Linked DNA regions of Mus musculus: region 2 is linked to region 1. The links are chromatin loops, found by intact Hi-C in ENCODE. Cell type or tissue: gastrocnemius. All regions are shown on one strand.

What was found. Peaks named below come from ENCODE experiments on the same cell type or tissue, not always from the same donor. Only the 100,000 strongest peaks of a DNase experiment are listed, where the experiment ranks them.
Region 2: it touches region 1 in a loop (4-fold over the local background); 23 of 42 quality-filtered maps call a loop at or near these places.

What each region holds. Positions count from the first base shown.
Region 1 is chr8:47,742,097-47,744,596 of GRCm38, forward strand. No RefSeq gene overlaps it. Among named protein-coding and RNA genes, the nearest start is that of Gm31786, 6.8 kb to the right of the region's middle. In gastrocnemius, a CTCF peak has its summit at 1,507 (motif pointing right); a DNase peak (open chromatin) is centred at 1,524; H3K27ac peaks cover 395 bases.
Region 2 is chr8:47,848,768-47,851,267 of GRCm38, forward strand. Wwc2 (WW, C2 and coiled-coil domain containing 2) reads right to left here. Exons shown (of 23, transcript NM_133791.5): 18 at 539-722. Among named protein-coding and RNA genes, the nearest start is that of Cldn22, 26 kb to the left of the region's middle. In gastrocnemius, a CTCF peak has its summit at 1,378 (motif pointing left); no DNase peak of the experiment used is centred here.

The DNA.
Region 1 (2,500 bases):
CTGTCCCACTGAGGCCACCAAGCCCCCTAGGGGTGGAGAAAGGCTGCAAGGGTCTCCCCATGAGACAGGGTCTCACACTCAGGGGAACAGACTGTCCTTAGGGATCAGACTGTCTGGAGCAGGCATGGATCTGGGCAGCAACTGATGGGCTCGGGTTAAAGGCTCCGTGTTGGCTCTTAGATAAATAGAACCGCAACCCCCCCGAGTCAGGCAGGAGACCCTCAAACAGAATGGCTTCAGTTTCTTACCACACAGGCATGTTGATTTAATATACAATTCACAGTATGGCATTTTAAAAAACACTCTGTATCGTAAGGTAAAATTCATCACCACCAAATATATAGTATCTCATTAGAAACACGATCATCTGGGACTAGAGAGATGGCTCAGTGTTTTAAGAGCACCTGTTGTTCTTGCATAGCACCACATGGTGGCTTTAGCTACAGGGTATCCATTGCCTCTCTTGGCATCAGACATGTACATGGTACATATACATACGTGCGGGCCAAACACTCACGCACACTGTTGAGATTTGAATACGAATGGCCTCTGTAGGTTCCTATGTGTGAATACTTGATCTCCAACTGGTGGCTGTTTGGGAAAGATTAGGAGGTGTGGCTTTGTTGCAGGAAGTTTAGCGTGGTGCAGGGGGTGAGCTTTAAGGTTTAAAAGACTCTTGTCTTTCCCAGTGTTCCCCCTGCCTCCTGCTTGTCGCTTGGAGATGTGAACTCTCTCCACTGTTCCCGCCTCTATGTCTTTATTCCGCCATCATGGGCTCTAAGTCTCTGGACTCATGAGCCTAACTAAAAAGCCTTTCTTATAAGTTGCCTTGGACATGGTATTTTATCACAGCAGTAGAAAAGTAGCTAAGACCCATAGGTCTAAAATATTTGTGCTTCACCATGTGTCCTGTGGGCAATAGAGCACAATTTAGTGTGTTTCCTTGCAACCCCTCCCCCCTGCCTCCTAGGGTACTGAGAAGCCGTTTTGCCGCAGGGAGGCACACAAGGACATCTAAGGTGCCATTCATTCTGGCTCACAAGCCCATTTGCCCTTAGCTATGCAGGCAAGAGAGTCAGGTTCAGTGTTATTAACAAACTTTAAGCAAGAACGGTGGTGGTGGTGGTGGGGCATAGAGCAAAACAGCCATAGAGAGCCCTTTGTAACCGTTTAGTAACCCGAACAGAAAAACCTTTGATAAACTCCCCGGAGAGCTTAAATATTTTCCCTCTCTCCGGGCCCAGGTAGCGATGCCAGCAGGTCATCCTTGAAACAAGATGACCAACTCCATCAACCTCAATACGCCCTAATCCTTCAGGAAGGAAGTAGGGTTTGGTTTCCACACTCGCTTTAAAAAAAATCAGGGCTTTGTTCCTCCGGATTGCTCTTCCAGGATTTGTAACACACGGTGACTTGATTTGGCAGGAAAAGCACCTTCTCAACACAAAGGCTTGTTTTATAGGCTTTGAGCTCCGTTCTCCAGGTCTGCGGCGCGCTCCTGACATTCTCCACTGTGGCCACTGGGTGGCGCTGGAGGAACCGGGATTGCCTGGAAGGCTGTTGCTTTCCATTTTCTTCCAGGGCGCCTTGGTTGTGCAGGCACAAGCATACCTGGATAGTCAGATCCCGCTAGACTCCACTTTTCATATGGATGGCCCATGTTTTGTTTAATTTTTTTTATTCTGTCATATAAATAAGGACAAAGTGTGCTTAGAAAAAGAGATGATTTTATTTGGAAAACGCTTTTTATCGGAGTATAGAAGACCGTTTGAATTAAGAATGGACAGAATGCATCTTCATTCAAGTGGTCTGCCTATGTGCCATCCAGTTTGCTGTCCTCCCTGTAAAAGCTAGTGGCATAGTTTTCAATTTACTCCTTCTCTCTCCTTTCCGTTTTCGTTTCTTCCTCCTGTGTAGTTCTCACACCCCATCATCTCCCTGCATCCCGAGTGCACTCCACTGCCTCCTCAGGGATCATTTGAACAACACTGGTTTGGCAATGTCTCATCTTTAAGACCAAACTAATCTACAAGTTCCTTCCCTAACCTCACCTCCTCCTTCGACTACTCATGGTCTGTCTTCCTTCCCTTCCCAACAAACTGTGGCACTCCCAGTTTTCCTTTTGTCTACTCCGATTCACTGCTTTGGTGTCTGTCACTGCAGCATCTCTGAACCCCACCGCCCAGTGGTCAACCCCGGAGATTGCTTTTGCCCACTTTCTACAGTGGCTTCTCTCTCACACTGGATCTGATGGTAGAGTTCTGTCCTTGGTTCTTGTGACGCTCATATCCCTCGAACAACCCGGAACTCTTTTGGGGGGTTACTGTGAGCTACATTTCCCACCAAGCATTGCAGTAGCTGTAAAAAGCAGCTTCAGAGGCCCCACCCACAACATGGCTTGAGCCTAAATTCTAAGCAGAACCAGAGTTCTACATTTCTATCTACATTTACACATTAACTGAGGGCAACCTTGGCCAAGTATCTTGAGTATTGAATAGGC
Region 2 (2,500 bases), 110 kb after region 1:
TGACACTCATCATCCTCCTGAGGGTTGGGATTACAGGATTCACCACACATGGGTCAGAAAATATTTGTTTTAATTAAAAAAAAATTTTTTTTGGTTATTGGTTGATTGGTTGTTTTGGAGATAGGGCCTTGTATGTCAGACAGCCTATAAACTGAGGTCCTCTCACTGTATCTTCTAAGTGCCAGAAATACATCGGCGTGCCCACTGTGGCTATCTGTATGGTGCTGGGGACTGAACCTAGTGCTGTGAGTATTGCACCAGTTCAGCTACATCTCTAGTCCCAGACAATACTTTTAACAAGCATTCACAGAACATTTAGAGATATCAAGGAGCGAGTGCTGTTTTTGCCAAGTATAAAGGAAAGATTAATTTCCTGGCATTTGAAACTGTAAAGTACTTTTGACGCTGAGTAGTGATATTTCCACGAAAGCCTTCAGTCAGCTTTGGAGCCCCAATCCTGATGTAGGAGAGGAAACAAGTAACCCCTTGGGTGGCGTCTACAGGGGCTTTGTTTTAGCAGGCTGAAGCGAACGTTTACCAGGGTGGGAAGTCCAGATGGCAGCTGACCAGGGTCTTCAGCAGGCTCCTTCCTACACTGGCTTGTCTCAGGCCCCCTAGGGCATGGCTTCGGGTCCTCTGTGCAGCGGCTGCCCTCTGCCAAGGGAACCCCAGACTCTCTCAAAGCCGCAGGTTCGTCAGAGGCCTCTCTTAGCATCGTTAGGCTATGGTGAAACAGAAGAAAACAGTCACTGTCAGTGTGGCAGGCCTGCTCCATGCTGTGTGAGTAAGCTGGTGACCCATTTACCTGAGGGGAAACTGAGTCACACATGTGACTAAAGACACGCTGTGACAGCAGGAAGCTCTTTAACTAAGTAGATCAAGAAAAAAGATTGTTTCAGGAATCCAGAGCAAAATCACCACTACAAAAATATTAAGTTTATGAAACTTAGCCAAGTCTCCTGATATTCAACAGAAATGTCCAAGGACCACAGACAAGTTTTAACTTCAGCATGTAAAAACATGATAGTCACTATAAAGTAACTTGATATTATTCAGTTCACTGTAGAATTAGTCATAAAACAGTTGACTATTCTTAGCTAAGACATGAGGATTGCCTGTTACTAACTGTTCACTGTCAGGCAGGCACAGAGCTGTGTGAACTATCAGGTGACTGACGGCCTCACATGCTCGTGGCTTGAATGTGACACGTGATGAGGACGTGACCACATGGCCAGAGAGCCGGCTCACTCGGTGGTTAAGAGCACTGGCTGCTCTTCCAGAGGACCCAGGTTTAGCTCCCAGCTCCTGCAGCAGTTCACAGACCTCTGTAACTCCAGGTCTGGAGGATCAGACGCCCTCTTCTGGCCTCTTAGGGAACTGCATGCACGTGGTGCACATGTAGACAAAACACCCATACACATAAAATAAAAATAAATAAAAATATCAAAAAAATTTTTTTAAAGTATGTGATCAGGGGCTGGAGAGATGGTTCAGTGTTTAAGGGCACCAACTGCTCTTCCGAAGGTCCTGAGTTCAAATACCAGCAACCACACGGTGGCTCACAACCATCTGTAATGAGATCTAACATCCTCTTCTGGTGTGTCTGAAGAAAGCTACAGTGTACTTAGATATAATAATAAATAAATCTTTAAAAAAGTAAAAAATAAAATAAAATAAAACAAAAATCTGTGATCAGGTTATACAGAGTGACACTGCAGGACCACTGTGAAGGGTGGAACATGGCACACTTGGCTGACAGAGTGACACTGCAGGACCACTGTGAAGGTTGGAACATGGCACACTTGGCTGAGTTTCCTGTTCTAAAACTAGAAAGAATCCTTTTCACTGACTTAAGTGTCAAGCCTTAACCACAATGGGTGACATATTGGCAGACTGACAGACTGGTTATTAAGTGTCCAGCCATGAAGGGAACACAAGGGAGAACCAATAGTGACCACAGAGAACTGAAAGTCCCCCCTTTTAAACCCACGAAGTGCATTCCTTGAACTGGCAGAAAAGCTTGATGCTTAGGGACACTAGGACAAACCTTATGAACGTCTCTCCCATGCTGGCCTTATCTACGGTGTCCCTGTGCCTTTGGACATCATGCTGTAGCCCTTCCTTACAAATGTCCACGTCTAACATTTGTGACATTCCTCATCACTCTGAATTTCTAACATGTTTTATCTTTGCATGTGTACATACATACACACGAGTGCAGACCTTACATGCTAAGTCGTCCAACCGTTGCATAATAGTATAATGACTGTTCATAAAAATTAATCTGAATTCGTTTATACATGAAAGCTACTCAAAATGGAGGCACTGGCTAAAATGTCTTTTAAGAGAACATAGCAGACACCTAGGAGATGGCCTTTGCATGCAGACAGACACACAGACACATGACCTGACATCCTTAAAGGACGGGTTGCTGACACAGAGGAGGAAACCCAAGACCAATATTGCAGTGATGATAGCGACTTTGCCTAAGAACATCCTG